Linked DNA regions of Homo sapiens: regions 1 and 2 are each linked to region 3. Evidence: chromatin loops called from intact Hi-C (ENCODE). Cell type or tissue: GM12878. All regions are shown on one strand.

What was found. Hi-C counts contacts between places; a loop is a spot of excess contacts. Peaks named below come from ENCODE experiments on the same cell type or tissue, not always from the same donor. Only the 100,000 strongest peaks of a DNase experiment are listed, where the experiment ranks them.
Region 1: a loop joins it to region 3, with 2.3 times the contacts of the local background. A loop is called at or near these places in 2 of 110 quality-filtered maps.
Region 2: a loop joins it to region 3, with 2.3 times the contacts of the local background. A loop is called at or near these places in 13 of 110 quality-filtered maps.

The regions. Positions count from the first base shown.
Region 1 is chr1:205,498,782-205,506,781 of GRCh38, forward strand. CDK18 (cyclin dependent kinase 18) reads left to right here and starts at 5,888. Exons shown (of 16, transcript NM_212502.3): 1 at 5,888-6,015. RefSeq lists an enhancer at 7,812-8,000. In GM12878, no CTCF peak of the experiment used is centred here; no DNase peak of the experiment used is centred here; H3K4me3 peaks cover 519 bases; H3K27me3 peaks cover 662 bases.
Region 2 is chr1:205,436,902-205,444,901 of GRCh38, forward strand. BLACAT1 (BLACAT1 overlapping LEMD1 locus) reads right to left here. Exons shown (of 2, transcript NM_001397426.2): 2 at 1-4,161. The coding sequence starts at 4,125. The coding sequence ends at 4,024. It also overlaps a transcript of LEMD1 not described here. Among named protein-coding and RNA genes, the nearest start is that of MIR135B, 7.5 kb to the right of the region's middle. RefSeq lists enhancers at 1,174-1,755, 2,918-3,497, 3,498-4,079, 4,481-4,600, 6,321-6,833. In GM12878, no CTCF peak of the experiment used is centred here; DNase peaks (open chromatin) are centred at 3,680, 3,920 and 4,310; H3K4me3 peaks cover 1,279 bases; H3K27ac peaks cover 1,104 bases; H3K27me3 peaks cover 163 bases.
Region 3 is chr1:205,332,503-205,340,502 of GRCh38, forward strand. It overlaps KLHDC8A (kelch domain containing 8A), which reads right to left. Exons shown (of 6, transcript NM_018203.3): 3 at 7,142-7,306; 4 at 6,692-6,907; 5 at 5,993-6,094; 6 at 3,559-5,090. The coding sequence ends at 4,897. Among named protein-coding and RNA genes, the nearest start is that of NUAK2, 15 kb to the left of the region's middle. RefSeq lists a silencer at 7,428-7,477. In GM12878, a CTCF peak has its summit at 3,291 (motif pointing right); a DNase peak (open chromatin) is centred at 7,459; H3K27me3 peaks cover 160 bases.

The DNA of each region.
Region 1 (8,000 bases), 170 kb after region 3:
CACTGAACCTGTGTGTGTCAAGGAGGCAGTGACTCTTGAGCTGGATTTTGAAGAATGAATAGGAGTTTACTAGGTAAGTGGTGAAGGAGGGAACCTCTCCTATAGATGGGAACATGTGCCAAGGCATGAAGCAGTGAAACATAGTGGTGTGTACAAGAGAAGTACTCATAGTTTGATGTGGCTGGACACAACAAGAGAGGGAGAAAATCAGGATGAGCTGACGAGGGAGGCAGGGGATCCATATGCCATAAGGGAGTCTGTGAATGAGCACAAGGAGGCCCATAGCTCATGAAAATGAACAGAAAATGTTGTGCATATGTGTTTTGATTCCTCAGATTTCATCAGATTCTGAAAGAGGGGTTGGGGACTCAAAGGCCTCCTGTTGGGGAGCTACTGGAAGCAACTGGGCAGAGGAGGAGCCACTGGCAGATTGGCCAGTGGCTAAGGTTAAGGCCTCTCTGGCATCTGTCTGAAGGAGGGGTGTGGGGCCTGGAAGCTAAAGGCCAGTGGGCCAGTGGGGCCTGCGGGTTCAAACCATGGCCTTCTTCCTTGGCCCTGAGCAAGGTCTTTCCCGGTCAGCCACCTCCAGAGCACTTGTCTCCAGGCCCATCCAACAGGCCTCTGGAGCATTTCTAAAAGTCTTCACCAAGATGTTCAACTGGCTCCTCAAGGGCTACCTGGCTACAGCTGAAATCAGCACCTGTGCTTGGCCCATGGCAGATATTGAGTAACTACTTTCAAACTGAACTAAGATCCAACTGTCCAATGAACTCATGAGCTGGGTTTTAGGGTTTGGTTTTAGGTCTTCCTGGGGATCAATCAACTCTCTTGGTCCAAAAGTCTCAAAATTCTTAAGGTTTCCTGAAAAGAAAATCTACGGTTCCTATCCCTATCTATTAGTTGAGAAATAATTTCATTACATTTCACTATAATCCAAGTAGGAGTCTTTGACCCCATTCTCTAGGTGAGCAAACAGAGACCCAGGGGTAAAGAATGGGCTTAGAAAGCCCAGGTAAACCAGCTGTCTCTCCTCTCCCACCCTGCATACGGGTCCTCTCAGTGGCCCACCCCAGCCAGTGTGGCCTGCAGCCTCACCCCAAAGACTCTTCTAGTCTTGTTCCTAAGGACCACTTTCCCATTTACACCAGCTTTGTGTGGTGATTCTGTTGTCATGGCAATGCATCAACCTGAAGGGGGTGGGGTGTGTGTGTGTGTGTGTGTGTGTGTAAGTTTGGAAGGCACCGCTGGATGTAGTGGTGGGGTTCTAATTGGTTTGATAGTTGCTAGGGTCAACTGGTCTGTGATTGGCTGACTCTATTTATGGGTCCACCCTGTCCTAGAACCCTCTGGGGATGCAGCTGTTGCCTCATCTGAAGTCTAGAATGGTGTGTGTGTGTGCGTGCATGTGCATGCACATGTGTAAACACATGCATAAATGCACACATGCCTGTACTTTCACCACAAATAGCGAAGGGAGGATATGACACTTGGTGAAGTGATAAAGCAGAAAGTCCCAGGCTCTCTGCTGGAATCACACTGCTACAGGTAAATGATATTTTTCTCCTAATCATCCCCACTTCTCATAAATCACTGGAAAACAATGGCCTAGGTTTAGCCAGAGGAGGAGTAAGAATTGGCTCAGTCTAGCCAAGTCCTGCTGTCCCAATGACTCACAGACCTCTAACTAGCTAGGCCATAATGGGTCAGTCCATCTTCAGGTCTCTGCTGCCAATCTCCCTCCTGCCTGCCAAGGGCAGGCTGTTGAGGTGAGTTTCTCTGTTCTCACTTAGCTTCTCATTTCTCATGTCTTTACTTGATTCCTGGAACCCTAAAAAGGGCCCTCTGGACAAACACTAATGATCTCATACACATGCAGGTCGTTCTACAGTGTGCAAAGCACTTTCACAGTCACCTTTGCATTTAGTTCTCCCATCCTGAAAGATAGGTATTCACACTATTCCCCTTTTGCTATAGAGGAAAACAGAGGCCCAGAGAAACAAAGTGATTTCTGCACCTTAGGGGCGGAGTCAAGTCTCCGGCCTCCCAAATGTCCCTGCAGTGCTTTCAGAGACTGTGCCTGCTCGGATATAGGGCCAGAGGGGAAGGGAGCCCCTGACAATGTGCAGAAAAGAGATTCTCTGTTGGCTGAACTCTCCCTGTCTGGATGCTGTGCCTCCCAGGGGAAAGTGGGGCGGGCTTGAACTTTGGTTTTTCAGATGCTATTCAAATGCACTGCCCACACAGTCTGCGAGGGAGAGCTGTTTCCAGCTTCCCTGCTCAGCCCTCAGGCACCCAGGGACGCCTGTCCTATCTGCAGAGCAGTGGCATGTCACTGGCAGCGAGGAGGAGACAGGAGCAGAGTGGGCAGTGGGCTGAGCTGCTGCTGGGGCCACCATTGTCATGCTGCTCAGGCCTGCCAGCATTACACTGCTACATGGCTAGGGTGACCAGGGCCTCCCGGGGATGCCACAGATCCATTAGACTAGCAGAGGGGAAGGGGGCTGCAGGACCCACAGGGGATGGGCCCCAGGGGCTGGGGTGCCAGGGAAACCCCCAGCTGAGGGTCTGTTGTCTGTCCCTCTGCAAGGAGGGAGTTAATGGGCTGCAGAAAAGAGAAACAGCATTGATTGGGTGCCAAGTTTACATCCTATTGAAACCTCACAACAGCCCCATGAGAGAGGGACTATTACCATCTCCATGTTATGGACAGGAAAGGAAGTCAGATATGTCAGTAACTGCCCAAGGTCACACAGTTTACATGGCTTTAAAGCTCAAAGTATTGCTTGGTAAGGCAGCAGGGAAGGAGCCCCTCCTTAGTGGAAGTCCTAGGTAGTGCTGCTTCTACTGTGTTTGGCTTATTGCAAGATGCACAGAAAGAAAGTTGGCATCGGAGGGCAGGGGACACCAAGGGGTTCAGAGGGAATTTTTGAAATGGTACAGATGAGAAGCAGAAAAATTAGGCTGACCCAAAGAGCACACATACACAGGCCACTGATGTGTATGACTGGGTATCATGGACTCCCTATCCAGCTAGTAAGCCCTGCCCAGGGTCACTCTTATCTGGTTCCCCCCTCCCACCTCCCATCTGCACTTGCCCTTTCCTGGGGTGGCCAAAGCTTGTTGTGCCATTCTCTGGGCTCCATATAGATGCCCACCTGCAGTTCATCCTCTTCCTTCAACCCTGAGAACCAAGACGATGCTTCAAAACTGAAGCTTTCAGAGATTCTGAAGCAATCCCATGTGGTGGTGGTGGGGCAGGGGGTGATGTGACAGGCTCTGAGCAGGTGGCTGGCCCTACATCATTTCAGCTGTCATCTCTCCTCTGTGGAGCTGTCCCAAATTCTCTTGGGCAGAGTTAAGGGCTTCTTCCTCTGCTCAGCCCATATTGCCTTGGTAGGTGACTGCCTCTGCATATCTTTCTCCACCTGAACAGTGAACTACATGAGAATAGGAACTGAGACTTAAAATCATCTATCCAATGCAAGGATCCAGTATAGTCCTTGTCACATAGCAGGTGTTCAATAAATGTTTGTTGAATGCATGAATGATGGTAATTATATTTACTATCTATTGAGTTCTCCATTATGAGCCAAGTCCTATGCCAGGCCCTTAGCATACATTACCCTAATATGTACAACAACCATACAAGATTGATTTTAGCAACTTTGTTCTACAGATGGCCTCAGAAAGCTTAGTTCGCTTGCCCAAGTTCACAGAGCAATCTAAGGAGGTGCTGGGAATCAAGGCTCACTTAAGAAGCTCCAAGGTCCCACTCAGCCTATCACATCAGTGCTTCTAATCTTGACACTGTTGGCTCCCTTATCTTCTAGAATCCAATAGTCACAAGGCTCCATGACCCTGTCTCCTACCTATCTCTCAAATCAGTTCCCTCCTCTCCTCCCTGCTGCCGCTGTGTGGTCTAAGCTCATTCTCATTTTCCACTAGGATCAGCCTCCACGTTGGGGGTCTTCAGGACCCAGCACCTGCCTGCCTCTACAGTGTCACCTCCACCCCAGACTTTAAGTTCTGACCTCATGGAACTGTGGGTCCATATTCTGTCACCCCTGCACTCTGCACAAGGGATTACCCCTCCTGGAAAAAACAGGGAAAATCCTTCCTCCTCTCTCTTGTCCCCTCATCCTGTAACCCTCACCTCAAGCAGAATAGCTCCTCCCAGGCATCCGTAACACTAAGCCTCCTCCTATAGCATCCTAACTGTTTGCTTCCCTGCCGCATTACACCAAGAGCTTCTTGAAGGCAGGGACTGGGTTATACTCATCTTATGTGCCCAGAGCCCTGGCTATCATTTGGCACATAAGAGATGTTGAGAAAGTGTTTGTGGAGACCTCTTGACTTCACCCCCCTAGTTCCTTGAAATTCTACCCTTTGGCCCCACTCTCTCTAATCCGCCAGTAAACAGTTCCTTGGCCATAGTCCTTCTCCCTTTCCCTCCCTGCCCCTTCCAAACCTCTTTATGGCCTCCTGCTCCCCAGGCTTCTCACCATCCACTGGACTACAGAGCCAGGAGGTTGCTGCACACCTAAAGGCTCTGGATCCATGCACCCCGACAACACTTGGCAGTTTCATTTTTAGGAAGTGCTGTGCCCAGGAAATCTGCATGCCTTGGCAGAGAAAGCGAGGTAAAAAAAAAAAAAAGAGTTGGGAGGCCCTCTGTGAGATGTCAACTACCCACAGGTCACTTTCATGCATGGGCCCAGTGTCTTCCTTCATTCTCCTGTCTCCAGCTGACAGTGGGACCTCAGGCCCATGTCTTCCAGAAGGAAACTGTTCTATTCTCAACAACTCACAGTCCCCAGGGAAAGGGTTCAGGTAGAAGCACATGTACACTGTGGAGCACCCCCTCCTAAGGAGACTTTCCCTGTGGGAGACCCCAGACTGCAGCAGCCAAGCCCTCTGGTAGGGCAGGGGACACAGACTGCCTTGATGAGGTGCCATAGAGCCAAGGCACACCTCCTCTCCTCACAGCCCTCAGGAGGAAGCAGAGATGAGAGGGGCCTGGCGGTGGGGCACTGTGCCCTTCACCCCCATCCCCAGATTTTTGTTTTGTTTTTTTTTTTGATCCTTGAAGTCAGATGATGTGGGTGCAATGGCCATTGGCCTGAGTTCTAATCATGGCTCGCCATGAACTCTTGTGGCACTTTAGGCCAGTTCAATTGCTTTGCTGGGCCTCAGTTTCCCCTTCTGTAAAATGAGAGTGCCACTAGCTGAACTAGCCATTCTGTAACCCTTCTTGGATGATTCTCAAATATCCTGTGGAGTTTAATTCCAAAAGGACAAGTTGAATTATCCTTCGGGGAGGGAAATGTGAATGATGGCTGGTAACAAGGGCTTCATTCAGGTCCTGGAGAGGTGGGAACTTTGTCCGGAAAGGTAAGTGACAAGTCCCACTGGATAGGGTAGAAGGGGAGCCCGAGGGCTACTATTGTCAAGAAAATGACCACCAAAATCTGTCCATGCACATTCGTTCCTAGGGCGCCAGGTACAGGGAGGTACCTAGGAGAGGTAGGAGCACCGCTTTTAGAGACAGGCAGGCACTCTCAGTGTACCCCTGGCGCCTTGGTGTCCTGGGGTGATCCAGTCCAGAAGGCCTCATCCCCTAGCCAAGGCTCTCAGGGCCGGTTTTAGAAACGAAACAGGAAGAGGCACTTGGACCCTGGTTCCCAGAGTGGGAGAAAGGGGTGGGCACCCGGGCAGAGGGAGCCCTGGGGATTGGTAGCGGCTGTGGGCAGGGCGGGAGGGCCGGGGGCGGAGTCAACTTGTACATGTGAAAAACTCTGGCGGGGGCCGGGCATTTTCCTTCCTCCTCCTCCTCCTCCTCCTCCTCCCTCCTCTTCCCCACCTTCCTCCACTCCCTCCCTTCCCCTCCCCTTCTACCTCCTCCTCGGCCAGCTCAGGTTGCAGCTTCTCTGGGGAACTGCTCACCTTTCCGGAGCAGGGGAAGCTGCCCCGTGCCCGGGAGGGAGCGGGCGCACCGCGGCCCCCAGGACACGCGCTGTGAGTCCCGCGGGCGGTGCGCCTGGGAGGAAGGGGGAGGTCGGAGGAGCGGGCACCGCGGCGCCGGGTATAAGGAGCAAAGGTAAGCGGAACGGCTCTTAAAGGCGCAGTTTTGCTTTTGCCCTGAGGCGAGAGGTTGGAGGGAAATACCGGAGCGGCGAGGGGAGAGCAGAGATCACGAGGCGTGATCTGTGTGATACTGTGTTGTGTGTTGAGGGGTGGGGGGTGCCCTCGAAAGGCCACTCGTAAGTTCCAGGTGCTTGAGAGGGAGGGTTATTTTGCAATCTCAGACCCCGCGCCCCCTTAGGGAGTCTCCATCTGGGATCACTTTGGCCCCTGGGCTCCCGTCTGAACCCTACAAAGCAAAGTTTTCCACCCAGTCCGGAACCAGGCGCTTTCTAAGCTCCCTTCATTCTGGGAAGGGCAAGGGTCAGGAGTCTCCAGGGACCAAAGGACCCGAGAGTGTGGGGCCACATCGCTGCCTTGAAGGGCTTCCTGGGCTCTGGTGAACTTTCCAGAGCGGCAGGCAGGGGGTGGGAGGCCGGAGCCCTGGGAAGAACGTGGAAGGACACGTGAAGCCCTGCAGGTCCCAGTTCTGGGGGAGGCAGGGGTCTGGGGAATGCTGCTGCTTCTCTCTTTCCACCCCGGAAGACCAAAGGGGCAGTGCCCCCCTCCACCCCTCATCAACAGGCGACAGAGGGTTAATGCAGCAGAGGGAAAGGAGGCTGGGTGGGGCCGGGGGGAGTGGGCGGTGACCTGTTGGGCTAAGGAGATGTGCCTTGAGGATTCTGCTGTAGTTGAGGGACACCATCAGGAATCTGAAATCCAAAATCGGGTCTGGACTGGAGGCCTCTGTTTTCGCCCTGTGGGGGGCGGGGATTCCCTGAAGGTGTCTGCAGACCTTGTGCTGGGTGGGAGTTGGGCTGCAGAAACAGTGAGGGGTTTTCTGTGCTGCAGGGTCAGCACCCTCCTAGGCACCAGCCCTGCCTCTCTTCATTCTCTCTGGGCACCTCCCGGCAGTCGGGGTGGGAGGATTGACACTGTGGGAGTGAGAGGCCCTGGAACCTCTTCCGCGCTATCTGCTACTGTCTCCCCTTCTTCCCCACCCCTAGCCCAGCCCTCGGCAGTTCCCCAGCTGTAGCCTGGGCCCTGTGACTCACTAACACCACCGGCTTGCCCCTCCTGTGTCAGCACCCAGTGAGCTTCGGCATGTTCGCGTGGCATTCCCCACCCGGGCATGGGCATGCAGCACATTCCTGGACACGGGCCTGAGAGGATGCCTGGAGCGCCTGGTGGACTGGCACGTCCTCAGAGATCCCCTGCCTTTAGCCTGGCCTTGGGAGGGGCCTGGGAAAACGGTGCTGAGGGTGCTGAGGGTCGGTGGAGTACAGGGCGACACTGGCTCCAGGTCCGGGTTTGCATCCTGAAGGCGTTCCAGAGAGAGGGTCACCTTGCCACAGCAAAGCTGCTATCTCGGGTTACCCTTTCCCAGCCACCTCTTGTGCAGCTGAGGAGGCTGTGGGGCTGACCCCTCCCCCACCCTTAATCTGGGGTGTACCTGACCATTGGGTTCCCAGGACTCTCCCCACTGGGTCCCCAGGACTCTCCCCATACCCTGCCAGGAGAATGGAAGAAGCTCTCCACGCGTGCCAGAAGAAGTTCTTCCCAAACTTATCGGGGGTGCCAGAGGCAGAGTAGACAAGCCTTAGTGGCCACCATTTGTTGAATATCTACTGTGCGCCAAGCAGTGCGTCACAACTTTATGAAGTAGGTATTATTATCATCCCCATTTTACAGGTGAAGAAACTGAGTCTCTGAGAGACCAACTTTTCCAAGGTCACACAGAGGTGGGATCCAGCCCACTTCCGTCTGACCCCAAGCCCCTGCTGTTAACCCCTGCCCCATTGTGGGGAGGTTCCGGCCCACTCTGGAGTTCTCTGGTCTGCGTCAGTCCTCAGGAGAAGAAAGAATGGGGGTGATGCTCC
Region 2 (8,000 bases), 100 kb after region 3:
CTTTATAATGCGTGCCTTCCTGTGAGGTAGGGAGGAAATGGGACTCATCGCCACCTGTTATGGAGGAGGCTGGGAGAGAGGAGGCAATTTGCCAAGGTCAGGAGTCAGTCATGGCAGAACACTGGGGGGCTGTGGCTCTCCATCCAGAAACAATCACCAGCACATTCCACCACCAGCACATCTCCAGCCACTGGGCAAAATGCATATTCAGTCTGTAGACAGGACAAACTCCAGCCTGAGGCACTTCCCCTTGCAGAAGGCAAGGAATGAGGTGGGGTGGTTTGATCAGCATGGAGATGAGCACATGAGGAGCTGTGCAAAGGGAAGCCCATGGGTTACATAACTGGAGCAGAGCGCCAGTCCTTGAGATCTCTTCTAGAATCACTTGAGCATCTATCTGCAGGTGGTTGTGGTGGTGGTGGTGGTGATGCTGTGTGTATGTGACAGAGAGAAAGTGAGAACGTACATAAGAGTGGCGCCTGTGATGGCCTAGACAGGACCTGGAGTCAGAGTCTAGGCCAACTGACTTACTCCCCTTGGGCCTGGCTGTAGGAGGGAAGAGAGGCAGAACTGCAAGGAGTCCTGGGCCCTGGCTAGGGGAAGATTCTAGCAGAAGCTCTGGGTGACTTGCCTTTCCCTCTCACTCCCCCTCTCACTTCTCAGAGCCACCATACCACTTCCATCCACCCTCCAGATATGTCTGTTGTCTGCACGGAGTGCATCTGTGAGGGCAGAGGAAACCTGCGACCCTCTGGTTCCACAACCCTATGCCCCACTGAGGCTCAACTTCCCAGACTCACAGAGCCCTGGACTCCAAAGGAGACTTAAGAGGAAATTTATGTAATCCCCTATTTATAGTTGAGGAACCTGAGTCTCAGAAATAAGACATGACTAGTCTAAGGTCACATAGGTCATTAGTTTCCAAGCAGGGCTAGAAGCCAGGAGACCTGGCTCCCAGCTCAGTGCTCCTTGCATCCCACTCTAACACTTCATGTGTATTTCAGTTAGTTAATTATTGCTCTTTTTTTTTCCTAAAAATAACAATCTCCCTATATATTTCTATGAACCCATATGCTACATGCAAAAAGCCCTTCCCTGGGAGCAGAGAAGGAAATGACATTCTGATAAAAAGGTTTCAACCTGAGACAAGAAGCCCCTTGGGTCCTGTGGGCCAGGGTCCTAGGCAACACTCAAGTCACAAGGACCCCAAGCACCCTTCACACTTCTTGATCTTCCATTCAGCAGCCTGAAGCCCAAGAGGGAAAATGGCCATGGGAAGTCCTCGCTTTACAGATGGGGAAAACTGGCCCCCTCACCCATCTGCAAGGAGGAATCAGTGCCACGCAGCAAGAACAAGAGGCCTGATCTCCTCCACAGAATCATCTACCCATGTGCCCCTCCCTCACCCCAAGAGCTCAGGGCCCCCACCTCAAGGTGGAGTCTCTGGGAGAGAACCATGGAGAGAGGATGGGAAGGCAGGGCAGCCAGGCCAACCCTAGAAGGAGCAGAAGCCTGGCCCGAAGTCAGAGGCCCAGGGCGCAGGGTCTGCGAATGCTGGGGCTGCTTTGGCCTTTCCCTATTCCCTGGGCTCATCCAAGGGCCTAGAGGAGGGCACAGGTGTCCAGACTGCTTCCTGAGATGCTAAAAGGAGCAAAGTCCCCATTTTCCTGAGAAGGAAACTGAGGGACAATAGAATGTGGGGTTGGGGTGTGCCTGGCTAGAAGCTGCTACCTCCTGCTCAGACAATTCCAGCTGCAGTGCTGGCCCCAACCTCAGCCCTGGGTGAAGAAGGGGCTGCCGGCTTGGAGGCAGAGGACAACTGGACCTCCACTCAGAACACTTTGACCTTGGGACCCCACCCATGTTCCCAAAGCCAGGGCTCAAGATATCTAGTATCCCTCTGGAGCCAAGGGAGTTCTCCCGGGGGAGGAAGCTCTCTGGATGGGCTCACTGCCAAACCCCTGCAGCTGCAATCCCTGCCAAGGCCTGAGAGGCGCACAAGGGGAAAGCTCTCCTCGGCCACCCGCTCCCCAGGACGTACTTTCTCCACTTTCCTAACCTTTCCTCCTGGTGAGCCTGTGTGGTCAGGACATAACACCCAATATCTCTGAGTCTCCGGGGATACAATTTCATCCTCTGCCACAGAAGTGACTTTTCTAGGATTGCAGCCTCGCAGGTGACCGCTAGGGAAACACATGCCCTCCAGGAGGCTCTCTGGCCTCTGTATCAAGGTAACTTTTTCTGCCCATCTCTTTGCCTCACCCAAGGCCTCTACTATCCAAGAGGACAAAGAACCAGGGAGTTTTTCTTCTGTCCTTTGTGACCCCACTGGCCTTTATTGCTGAATCTTGCTGTTCCCTTGAGGGAAGGACTTCTGTTTATAATTCTTTGGATATAAAAGGAAATAACAGATTGTAGAAGGTGGGGGCTAGGAGGTAGGGGCAAAGGAAGGGGTTGGAGGATGGGAGGAGGAACTCAAGCTGTGCTCAAGCCTCATAAAGACAACCTGAATCCCACCCAATCTGCCCAAAGCCCAGGAAAGGCCCCTGAGTGTGGGCATGAGCTGGGCAGGCAGAGGCTGCCAGCATAGAATGTGCCCTTGCTTCTCCCAGGTTTTGGGCGAACCAGCCGAGGAAGACTTTTGCCCTCCCTAGTTGCCCAGAGAGGCCCACATTCCAAGGAAAGGGGAGCCCTGACTCTCCTATCTTGGGGCCTTGCCCTCTCTACCCAGGTCACCTGTTTACCTGTCAGAAGGGCTATTCTGTCCCTGGGGAGCTAGAGGGGGTCTGACTTTGCTCCTTGGCTGAGCTGCTCCCTGATGAGGGAGAACAGGCTTACAGAATCTGCCTGAAGCATCTCTGCTGCTGGCATTCGTCTCTGCCTGTCTTCTAGCCCCGGAGAACTCCAGGATTAAAGACAAAAGGCTAAGTTATACCAAAATGAAGGGAGAGAGGAAGGAAGGAAGAAGGAAAGAGGGAAGGAAATGCTTTTTTCTTTTGCTTCCTACCTCCTGGAAATGGGCTGGGGGTAAGGGCAGAGGCTGAAGCTGGAAGGTTGGCGGGGGTGGGGGATGAGGGAAAAAGTCGAGGAAGGTCCTAGAGGTCCCCCCACCCTAAGAGTTTCCACTGAAGGCACCACATATGAACGCAGTCCCCTCTATGGCTTCTGAGGAGAGAAGAAAAAGGCAGGGGAGACAGGAGAATCAAGGGAGGGCACGGCTCAGTCCAGGAAAGGGGTCCCTCAGTCTGGCCACGGCAAGACAGTCCCTGAGGAGGGGAGTCAGGGCCTGGGGAACAGGCCTCCCCACATCTGTGATGCTGGCAAGGAGGCACAGGCATCATGAACACGGGTGGGTCAGGGCCGGGGCTGGAGGAAACACTGCTTTCTGGAGAGCAAGAACAGAGGGAGCCACGGAGCCACTGGCCACCTCTGCCTTCCTCCTCACTGGGCTGGCCACCTCAGGCCTGGCCCCACCTGGCCCAGGAGGATGCTGGCAGGGGGCTGGAAAAGGATTCTTGCCCCAGGTCCTGGAATCCCAGGAGAGTCTCACACTTCCGCCCTGGAGGCCTTCTCCAGGGTCAGGGCTGCTGGAAGTTCTCTGCTAGAGCAGCCAGTTTCCCATTTAGCAACAGCTCTCCTAGCCCAAGGCGGCACATGCCTCATGCGGTTACCCTGAGAAGAGTCCCCCGAAGCTCTCAGGGCAGGAAAGAAGTTTCACTCCTTGGCCTCCCTGGGGCTTCTCAGTCTCTGGAAGGCATGCGGCAGGTCCTGGGGTTCCCCCTTGTGTGGCTGGGGCCTCTCTCCAAGGAGGTCTGAGAATTGGAAGCTAATGGGTGTGGGCATGAGGAGGATGAGAGGCACACAGGAGGCTGATGCCCTCGGGTGAGAGTCAGGCTGAGAAGAGCACTGGCTAAATCAAGACTTAAGATACACACACGGCTTCCTGCTCCAAGCCCCAGCCAGAAGCAGGCACCATCAGGCCTGGGACCTGCTGGGGGCTTGATGGAGGGGCCCTGGTTCTGATCACACCGCCGTCTCCCGCTCTCTGTGAACTTCCTCCTTCTTCCTCTTCATTTTGCAGAAGCCGTGGAGACCACAGAAGCAGGCGAAAGTGAACTGGGGCATGCCCTACGCCAGGCTGGGGGAACACTCACCAGAGATCTGCAGGGAAAGGCAGGGGAGGGAGAGGGGGCAGGAGAAAGGCAGGAAGAGAGAAGCAAGCTGGGGTTAATGCTCCCAGAACCCTCTGGGTCTGGCCCAGTCATTGCCACTCCCTGAGGCGGCCCGCTAGGTCTCTCACACCGGCTGGGGGAGGAGTCAAGCCTCTAAACAACAGCTCTTTGAAACCTCAGTGTTTCCTGATCTGTGTGGAGCTGATGTCATTCCTCACATTGGAGACAGGGTGAGTCCAAGGGAGGAAAGAGAATGCCCAGCTGCTGCCTCCTTTTTTCCCCTCCCACCCGCTCTGCCCCACCTCATCACCATATACCTGTGGTTGGGGAACAGGAAGCAAGCTGGCTTAAAATAGCCTCCGGCTTGTGCCACCTTACACCAGGTTCTAGCTGGGGGCTTCCACTCGCTTCTGCAGGTTGCACACACGACAGGCCCTCCTCCATCCAAATGCGGACCCCTTCATCCAGTGTAGCTTTACTTTGACACCTGGGACCGAGTCAGATTCCTCCCTTCCTTAACAACCCCAAGTTGTCTGACACCCTAGGAAAGCCTATAGGGAGCAATTATACCCTTCCTTTGACTGCTCAGGGCAATGCAAATCCCATCCTCACCATGCAGAGAAGAGACAGCAAAGAGGGTTCTTTTAGCCAACAGGCTCTTTTATTTAGCACCTATGCTGGGCAAAGGGTTGAGAGGTAGATACAAAAGGGTAAAGACATGGTTTCTTCCCTGGCACATAAGTCTGAGGTAGAGGCTGAGGCTGGATCTGCCCCAGCTGGACACGCTGTCCCCCACCTCTGGCTGACCCGGCCCTCAGCAGGAGCCAGGGGCCGCTCTGGTATCTGTTGCAGTCTGGCTGGGGAAGAGAGGGAGCTTCAGGAGCTCAGCTTCAGTCTGCAAGAGTATCCCTTTCTCCAAAGGCTCATTTAGGTTTCCCTAGCCTTAACCACCTGCAGATTTTTCCAGTTCACCTCTCTGCCCTTCCTCTGCCCCTGGGCCTATGGAAAGGGAGCAGAAGTGCACTCAAGCCACTCAAGCGGAGAAGCTGAGAACAAAGGAAGGAAAGCGCCCTGCGTGGAGGTCAGGCCGGGGCCTGGTCTGAATCACTCCTCTCTCCAGGAAGAACATGGGGGCAAGCAGGTGAGTGAAGCCCAAGTGCTGCGGGGAAGGAGGGAGGCACAGGGCTATGCGGAAGGGGTTTGGAATAGGGAAGCATGAGGCGCCTCCCTTCTCCAGCCCCTCAAGCAATAGAGATTGCATAGGATGTCCTGGGTTACCCCAGCAAGGCACATGTGCAAAGTGGTTTCACTGCCTTTGAGGAATGTGGCATGGCCCAGATGGTGGCTCTCTGGACAGTTCCACTGGTCTGGACAACCTTGCCCTTTTGGAAAAACTTCCTTCGTGTTTCTCCAGACAGAGCCAAGGCCCACACCAAGCACAGTGCCCGGTGGATCCAAGTCCTGTCAAGATTCTCCCCTCCCTCAGCCTCTCAGCGTCCCGGTAATACAGCTAATAGCTGTAATTAATAGGTGCAATGCATTTCCACTGGCCAGCTGGATGGGCAGGAGGCCCAGCTTGAGTCAGCATGGGTAGGTAGGCTGGTTATTTAATAACCCGATTTCCAGCATCATTTACACACCCACTCTGGTGGAGTATATATAGTTAGCAGAGAGCAACCTCCAGGATATATATAGAGCCAAGACACAACTACTATATTTCTAGATCTATCCCCTGCAGCTATCTCTGGATCCCTCCTGTGACAAACCTAGAGAGAGACGGGGATCCAATCTGGGACTTAGGTGGCCTGGGTTCTATTCCTGGCTCTGATGCTAACATGCTGTGTCATCCTAAGCAAGTGGCTACATCTCTCTGGGCCTTCATTACCTCATTTCAGTGTACCAGGAGATTAGGCAAGATTTAACACTAAGACCCCAAACCTAAGGGGCTGGAATCCTAACTTGATCCGGAAGGAGGGAGGGAGGGCAGGTGGATTCCCGTGTAATCAGTTATTGTCACACGTGCACTTCTCTTGCTGGGGATATAAGTCAAGGGTATGATCAACAAAGCAGTCCCATGATTATTGAAAAATACATGGGGAGAAATTGACAGGCACAACAAGGCTAATCTGGGAAGGAACTCCCAACTAAAACAAGCCAGGCAGGTAGCAGCCCCACAAACAGGTCAAGGTGCAGCTCAGGGTCTCTGGCCCCAGAGTGCATCGATCCCCTTTCCTTTTCACCCCACTTCCTTTTCAATGACTGTTCTTTCTTAAAAACAGCAGAATATACCCCCTTAAATGACCCGTTCCTCCCCAGGGTCCTTTGGGGAATTTAAGAAAATCCTGGCTTTTTTTGCTCAGCTTGTCACTGTAGGGAAGGATGGGGAGTGAGGTCACAGGAACCAGAACCTACACATCAGAGGAAAGGAGAGCTAATGAAGCTGGCCAGGAGCTGGGCTAGGGGCTGTAGCCTGGCTCCCGAGAGGTGTTCGAGGGCTGGCTGCCTCAGTGGGATTCCTGGGTCCTTGTATCTAAGAGTAGAAAGTATCATAAACAGGGCCTGGTTATTCTGCTCAGATCTTTGCTCTAAAGTGCTCTGGTTATCCTTCCTCTTCTCTAACAGGGTCTCTAAAAGGGTCCTCACTGTAAGGTGCACAACTCCATGCCCCGGAGGCTGCCTGGGCTCTGTCTGCAGCATGCAGATTGCCGGGCCAGCCCCTGAAGTGGGGGGACATGGGGCAGAGAATTCCAACCCATTTCCGTATCCCTGCCCGCTGTGAACCCCACTCCTCCCTCAGAGTCCCCAGCAGCAGGTACCTGGGGAGTCCCTCTGCCAGGCTGTGGTCTCTGCTCCTCTCTGCTTTGCTCGAGCAGGAGTCCTGTCGACTCTCTTCCCTGACTTTACCCCTTCACCCTTGGCAGAGGGCTCCAGTACCAGCTGGAGGCTCCCTGAAGTCAGGTCCCCTTGCTGCGTCTATTTGAGGGGGAGGAGTCTGGACTAGCACCTGGGTCCACTCCCCACTCATCAGAGCTCATCATGGGAACTCCCCTCCCATCCTCCCCCTCCTTTTCCATGCCCATAGTCCAGGAGGGACTAAGGAATGGAAAAACAGCCCCCAGAAAAACAGAAGCCCAGAATAGGATGGAGAGGCAGGGTGGACACTGGACAAACCTCCTGCTACCACACAGTTGGCTGCATCTGACTGCAAGCTGTTGGCCCTGGCTTCTTCCCCATCCTCCTCTCTGGCTTTTTCCCAGCTCAGGTCCAAGATGGTTTACGGTCTGGGGGCACAGACGATGCCCTGCCCAGCCAGCTTTGTGGGAGCCAAGCAGAAGAGATGCCAATCCATAGAGCATCCGTCCTCCCCCACCACTAGGAGGTTCCTCGGCCTCCCTGCTGATCCTTTCCCTTGGCCTGACCCCCACATCTCTCTGTGCCAGATACTCTCCTGGGGTCCTCCAACCCTTGCACCTCTGGCAAAAATGGGGCAGTGAGTCAGAGACAGCATGAACATGTGGAAGAACCAAGAGAAAGAGGAGACTCAGAGCAGGCCAGAAAGTAAGATAAAGAGAAATCCAGGGCCCCAGGCTTGCAGACCACAAACTCCTAGGTGTCTCGAATTTTGGCAATGTCCTTCATCAGAGTGGGCGGCAGCGGGGGTGGAAGGCTAGGAAGCTATTTAAAAGTGCTGGGGCATGCCAGCAATTCTCTGATAAACAAGAAGAGGGATATTGCGCCCCCCACGACCCATCCCTTCATCTCCCAAGGCAGAGAGCAGAGGCACTCTCAGCAAGGCAACCCCCACCTTAACTCCCCGCCACCCCCCAC
Region 3 (8,000 bases):
CAGACTACAACCTGAGCTCTCTCTCAAGCTGGAGGCCTTTGGCTCAAAGCTTTGGGCATGTTCTGTAGGTCACATGGTGGCATGGATGGATGGATACACTGACCTCCCTTGCTATTGCCCTTACCGTAGAGCTTAGAGACAGCAGCAGGTGACGGGGGAGGGACGCTGTACACTGAGCTGGGTTAGATTTTCATTCCTATCACTTATTAGCTGTGCCACCTAGGTTAGTCACAGGATTCCCAGTTCTCAGTTTCTTCTTCTGTAAAATGGGGATTGGAAAAGGCTAACTGTACCCTACCTCCCATGCAGGAGCTTTGCAGCTCATAAAGTCCAGTGCAAATGCAAGAGATTAGTAGAAAACAATCCTGGGGAAAGAGAAGTGATGGAGGGCATGGACTGGTCCACTCTCCTGCAGTTCTGGGGTCTCCTGGCCCTCTCTGATTGCCCAGTAGATGGGCCAGCCTTCCGCAAGAGAAGGCCTAAAAAGCTTGGTCTGCACATTGTCCCAGGATTCCAACCCCAGCTGGGGTTCCTTCTGATTTTTTTTTTTTTTTGAGATGGAGTTTCACTCTTGTCACCCAGGCTGGAGTGCAGGGGCACAATCTCAGCTCACTGCAACCTCTGCTTCCCAGGTTCAAGCAATTCTCCTGCCTCAGCCTCCCGAGTAGCTGGGACTACAGGTGCCTGCTACCATGCCCGGCTAATTTTTTTTTGTATTTTTATTAGAGACAAGGTTTCACCAGACGAGGTTGGCCAGGCTGGTCTCGAACTCCTGACCTCAGGTGATCCACCTGCCTCAGCCTCCCAAAGTGCTGGGATTACAGGCATGAGCCACCATGCTCGGCTGTTCCTTCTGATCTTAGATGATGTCTTAGTGATTTCACTTACTTTCTATTCCTTAGAAAAAGAACTCAGAATATCCCATGCTAGGGATGTACATGTCTACATCCCTACAGAGGTACAATTCTGGTCACACTGCTCTTACCCTTAAAACCCTTAATTTATCCTAACTTCCCACATGCATAAACTCCAGACTCAACAAGACATATAGTAAGGCCTTTCTTGGTCTGCCTGCCTGCATTTCGAGGCCCATCTTCCCACATCCTCCCCCTACATTCTCCACTACATGTTTTCCCCCAAATAAGCCAAACCCTTTCCCTCAGTGGGCTTGAGAACACCTCTACCTCTCCTTCAACAACAATGAAATAATAATGCAGCTACTCACTGAACACACATACATCACTTTACATATAGCAGGTAGCTCTTAGCCTCATAAGTGAGGCCTTATTTTGCACATTTTACAAATAAGAAAACTGGGACTCAGAGAGGTTAAGTAATGTACCCAAGATCAATTAGTACATGACAATCGTGATTTGAACCCATCTTTCTTGCTGCAAAGCCTGTGATCATCCTCCTCTGCCGGGCTGGTCTCCCTCTTCTTTCTTTTTTCTCTTTCTTTCTTCTTCTTTTTTTTTTTTTTTTGAGACAGAGTTTCTCTCTTGTTGCCCAGGCTGGAGTGCAATGGCACAATCTCAGCTCACTGCAATCTCCACCTCCCGGGTTTAAGTGATTCTCCTGCCTCAGCCTCCCGAGTAGCTGAGATTACAGGCATGCACCACCATGCCTGGCTAATTTTGCATTTTTAGTAGAGACAGGATTTCTCCATGTTGGTCAGGCTGGTCTCGAACTCCCGACCTCAGGTGATCCGCCCGCCTCGGCCTCCCAAAGTGCTGGGATTACAGGCATGAGCCCCCGCACCTGGCTTCCCTCTTCTTTCAAAGTGCAGTTTGAGATTTATTTCCTGGAAACCTGCACTGAACTCTTCATCTCAGCTCTCTGCAACCACCCTGAGTGGGGTGCCTGTGAGTTGCACTAGCAAAGGCTGACACTGATCAAACAGTAACGGCAGCCATGGTCCCCTGTCTTCCTCCCAAGATGTAACTGCTATAGGGCAGGAATCTAGCACCATGCCAGGCACAGAATAGGTGTTAAATGTTAAATAATGGAATGAAAAAGTTAGAAGGGAATTTTCGGGGGAGTATACATTTAGGAATAATCTATGCCCATTTCACATGAGGAAACCCTTCTCACCCATTCCTTGCGAATACTCACACTCATTCCTTAGGAAACAATCTCAATCCTTCTAGATTTTGAGACATTTTGAACTTCCTACATAGTATAGCGCAGTTGATTTTCTTTCCTTTCCTGGTGCTATTTCACGTGAGGCAATGCAGTGCTGTGGTCACAAGTTTTGGGATCAGACCTGGTTCAGTCACTTACGAGTTTGTGACCCTGGAGCCCCAGTTTTCTCATCTGCAAGATGGGAGGATACTACCTACCTCATGGAGTTGATCTGAGGGTTGAAAGAAGTACCTTACCACCTGTGAGACAGCATTATGATTGCTGTTGTGTAGGTTGGGAAATGAAGACAGGAAAGGTGAGGAGCCTTCCCACAGTGGAAAGGGGACGGGAAAGCCTATGGGGGTTGGGGAGCGAGACCTGGGCCAGGCCATCTTATCCCAGATCCTGTGCTGCCTCTGCAGCACCATGAGGTACAGGACCACATGGCTTAACAGACATTCAGTATTTCCCTCATTCCTCAGTGAGGCACCCCTAAAGTCTTTCCAGAATGGACTTCCAAGGGGTGAGTTCTCAGCAGATACCAGCTCCAGCCCGGAGTTGCCCTCACAGGGTCCAGCAGCTAATTCAACCTTTTAGAGCTCTCTGTACTCCCAAGGTTCCGTCTGACCATTCAAAAATGGCTCATTGTCTGGGAATGGTGGCTGAGGCTTGTAATCTAGCACTTTGGGAGTCCGAGGCAGGAGGATTGCTTGAGTCTAGGGCCAGTTACTTGGGAGGCTGGGGTGGGAGGATTGCTTGAGCCCAGGCGGAGAGTGCAGTGAACCCTGATCGCACCACTGCACTCCAGCCTGGGCAACAGAGCAAGACCCTGTCTCAAAAAAAAAAAAGCTCAGCCCTATCCATGCATATGGGACCACTTTGTGTGCTTGGAAATGCCCCCTCCCATAAGGCTTGGGTTTCTCTTGCAAGGGGTGGAGGCACTCCAGTTGCTAAACACCTTTCTTGGGTAGGGGATTGAGGAGACAGGATGCCTTTGGAAGAGCATCCCCTAATGCACAGTTCCATCATCCCTTATAGTATCTGCAGCTCCTCCAGCTCCTGTTTCTATCTGTTACTTCAGGGGCTGAACTCAAATATAGGGATCCAGAAGCAGCAGGGGAGGCCTCTCTGCAGTCTCCTCACTAGGGGGCAGCAGCGGCTACGGGAGGCCTCCCAGCCCTGGGAGGGGGAAGGGAAATGCTGGGCCAGCAGGTGGCAGTGCCCTTCTTGGACCCAAGTAAGGAAAAAGTCCAAGTACCCAGAGAAAGGGAGGGGAAAAAAATCCGTATCCTGTAAAGACCCAGGTTCCACTTGTCCTTGAAGATCCCGCTGAAGGTGTCACACTCCCTCCCTCCAGGAGGCTCCCTGGACCCCTCAGATCCAGATAGGTGATCCTCCTCCATTCCTGCCTCCTGGAGAAAGAATTACACTATCACCTGATGAGTGATACCTGACTCCTCCAGAACCCTTCAGGGCAGGCATTTTATTCATCATTTATTTTAAAAATAACTGGGAGTCAGAAACAGATGCTAAGAGGAGGCACATTCTTCAAGTTTTCTAAAAGAACCCTTTCTACTTTGGATAGGACAAAAATGAGCTTTGGCTGAATGAACTGAGACTAGACATAAGAAGGACTGAGCTGCTGATGAGTTATGAATGGAAGACTAACACGCAGTCTCAAGGCAGGAGAAGAAGAACATGTGCTGTTTTCCTGGGAGTGGGGCAACTGGTGGTGGCTGTGAGAAGGCAGAGCTCTTCAGAGGGGACAGCCAAGAACAGGTAGTCACTGGGGGCCCTATTTAGCCTGAGAATGCAGGAGGGATTGTTTTATGGGGTCCTCCCTGCCCCTCAAGACACCCTTCCGCCCCATCCCCACACCAGGGTGCTAGAGAAGATAGGAATATAGATTTTAATCATTGTGCTGCTGCTATTAACCAGAGTGCAATTAATCCATCTTTTGTGGATTTTGATGCCACAGTGTAAATGAGAGGGTTTCACACAGAAACACTCTGGGGGCCTTCGGTGACAAAAGGGCTAGGCCTCTGGTGGGGAGGGGGTGGCAAAAGGTGAAGTGGAATTAGGAGAGATGTGGGGAGCAGACCCAGGGCTGGGAGACTGCTCCTTCCCCATCACACATGCCCATCAAGGACCCCAAGAGGAAGGGATTCTTCCTGCCATGGCCTGGGCTGTCCAAGTGAGCCTGACTTCCCTTCCAAGGCAGCTGCCTCTAGCTTCATGTCCAATTCTCGCTGAGTAGATGAGGTCCAGGGTAGGCCCACAGTTGACCACCAAATGGTGAAGAGATATAAGCCAAGGGAGAAGAAAGTGGTTTGGAACCCCCAATCATTCTCCATTTTTCATCCTAAGCTACCTTAAAACTAGTTCAGAGCTGGGGAAAGACAGCAACAGCAGTCTATCCTCTCGGTCAGAACTGCTCTACCTGCCTCCTGGAGATGGGGGTGGGGGGAGGTGGGACTCACAGGAGGGAGAGGTAGGAAATATTCCTGTGCCTTTCTTTGCCTGTGCAGTAAGTGAAGACTCTCTTCAGAGTCAGCTCTGCAGCTGGTGGAGTCATCTGTGCCTCTTACAGTTTTCTGAGATTGGTAGGATTTGGAGCTATAGAGAGGTCAACTTAGAGCCCCAAGGCCAGACTCCACTGGTTGCTAACAGGAGCTGACATTCTTGGAAGTAGCCCCGACTGCTTGGACAAGATCATTCCTCATGTTAAGAGTGAAGTGATATGGTCCAGGGCAAAGGTACTGAGCCCAGAGACAGCTAGGAGTCAGAGACACACAGGGCCTCCACTGCGTCACTCAGACCCTGGTTGACACCTCCCACGGCGAGGAGGCAGTTCTTGACGACTATGCTGGAGCAGGCACAGCGGGGTGTGGGCATGGCAGGGAGGATCTCCCATTTGTTCTTCCCTGGGTGGAATGCTTCCGCCGTCTCCAGGACAGTGGGTTGATTCCCTGAAAGTGTCAAGGGAATCAGACCTTACAAAGGAGTCCAACCACCAATCCATGCCCCACGGTCACCCCACCTCCCTCCCTTCGGCACCCACAAGCAGAAGCCAAGCAAGGTCAACTTCCTTGGCTACAGGATTACTCCCTTTACTAAGCCAGTGGCTTTTGTCAAGCAGCCACTTTGTCCCTCCTACCGTCTTCCTGTCTCTTTAAGAGTAAGCTTTCTTTCCCTACCCATTGCTTTTTACCAGAGCTTTCTAGCACACTACTGCCTCACTGCTGCCCTTTCCTAAAAAAGCTACTGACATGGTCTAGTTGACACGGTTCCTTCATGCCTGAGTAAAGTGGGAGTTTGTCCACACTAAGTAGACTTGGGGTACCTGGAAGCCCTGCTGCCTGGATCTCTCTTCCTTGATGATGGGGAACTTCTCGCTTTAGAGTCCCTCCTTCAAAATACTAGTAATCTCTGGCAGAGTTAATACATCAAACCCAAGATTCATCTGTTGAACTTATTTAATCAGATTGCTTTCCTGTTCCACGATTGGGCTGGAACAGGATAAGAGACTGGTCAGAGGAGGACCAAGGCTAATCCCCTCCACAGTTTGTCTCCAGTCATTCCCGTTTAGGGATCTGTGCTCAGTAAGCCTGTGCTGCACGGCTACGGGTGTCCCTTATTCTCTCTGCGTCACAGTTTCCCTGTGTAGGAGGACAGAAAGGCCACACCTGGGGCCCACAGTGGATAGGTAATATCTAGGCTGGAAGAAAGGGAGTGCTTCGAATTTTTTGGAGTATAGTGGTAGGCAGGTGGTCTGCAGGGAGTCAGTACCCTTTCCTGCATATGCAAAGTGCCAAGGATCCACTGAGCACCAGAACCACAATAAATTCCAGCGTGAAAGCGCCATCCTTACCAAGTCCCCCAGCCACTATGACCCGTCCACTCAGAGAGCCAGCCACAAAATCTGCCCGCCGCTTCTTGAGGAAGAACGATCGTTCCATCTTCAGCCATCCCCCTATAGGCCATGGATAATGGTGGGTTATATAGACAGAATAAGATACAGACCACTCCCACCAAATGCAGATTGTGGCCCAAATAGCTTTCACCCTGGGCAGTGTCTTCACTCTATTTATCCTTTATGCTTGGGGAGTACACAGTTCCTCCTGCTGTTTCAAATTCTCTGTGGCTTCCCCCTCTCCCATGCTTGCTGCTCTGTAAGGCATCATCATCCCCTACAATGAATCACCTTGACTTCTGGTTAGGAGGCTAATAGAGGCAGTGAGGGAGGAGTCAGGATCCTTCTGTTTCTCCATCAGTAAAAAGTAAGAAAAATCCCTCTCTGACCTGGTCCTGTGTGAATATTGTAAGAAAAGACAATATAGGTAGAAAAGGGGCTTTGATAAAAACCAACCAAGCAAAAAGGGGACCTATACCAATGAAGGAATTTGATTCCAAGAGTAGCCCTGAGTGGAGAGGGGTGCTGAGACTTCTGAGAAGCTTGCCCAGCTGGGTAAACGGCCCTGGAAGATGGCTGGAATAGGGGTAAGGGATGGGGAGCCAGCCAGAAGGGCAGTGGGCAGCCAGAGCTTCCTGGGGAAGGTGACCAGCTCACCCTGTTCCATGTCGAACACGTCCATCGTCCGCAGGAACTTGGGCTGCCGGTAGAGGCGACCTTGCCGCAGGCCTCCTAGGCTGTACAAGTGGTTGTCCAGGGTCACAAAGCTGGAGAAGGCCCGCTTATAGGGAATGTTGGGAAACTTGGTCCAGGAGCGAGTCTCGATGTCAAAGACCTCGAAAGCGTTGACCGCGTACTTGGACTGTCGTCCCCCTGGGGGCCAGAGCAGGATAGAGGTTGGGCAGAAGGGTTGTCCCTGAGGACAGCGACAGTGAAAAGGGTTTCCCCTTTTGACAGTTACTCATTCATACAGGAAGCTCCCGGTGGGCTGGGCAGTGTGATTATCCCCAGTGCCGAGGAGATGCTCAGCACACAGGCACTGCTTCCTATGGGAACTGAGCCAAGGGAAGGAAGGAGGGTAGGTATAGAACAGTAACCTGTCCTTACCCAGCACGTAGATCTTGGAGCCTCGGAGGAAGGAGGTGGCAGCATATCTCGGGGTGGGCATGGGTGCTAGGGACACCCACATGTCCTTCAGCATGTCATAGTGTTGGAGGTGGTTGTGTGGACGTAGGTCCAGGCCCATCCCGCCTGCCGCATATACTCGGTAATCTAAGAAGAAAGGCCATACATGCCCCTGGCTTAGCTCACAGGTACAGCAAGACAGGCCCACCAGCATCTATTGCCTCCCATGGCCAGGCCAAGCTTTCAACCACTGCTCAGCCAGAGTGAGTCATATCTGTATCAGTGTGGTTGATAGCACCATTCAAAGAAGTTCCTGCTATAGCTAAGCCTGAGAGTCTGTTTCTTTTTTTTTATTTTTATTATTATTATTTTTTTAGATATGGTCTCATTCTGTCATCCAGGCTGGAGTGTGGCATAATCATGGTTCACTGCAACCTTGACCTCCTGGGCTCAAGAGATCTTCCCATCTCAGCCTCCCAAGTAGCTGGGACTACAGGTCCATGCCACCACACCTGACTAATTTTTGTATTTTTTGTAGAGACAGGGTTTTGTCATGTTGCCCAGGCTGGTCTCGAACTCCGGGGCTCAAGCAATCCTCTTGCCTCGACCTTCCAAAGTGCTGGGATTGCAGGTGTGAGCGACTGTGCCCAGCTGCCTGGGTCTTTTGAAGCCATGGTACGACTACACGCCCTAGTCTTCCTTAGTGTCCAGCCCTTTGGCTAAGCCTGAAACACTGCGTGAAGTTTAGGCCTGGAAAACCCTTTGCAGGTCTTATCCCCTTCACTGTCCTCCCTGGGCAGCCAGAGGGGAAGCCAAAGAGGAGAGGTATTCTTTTTTTTTT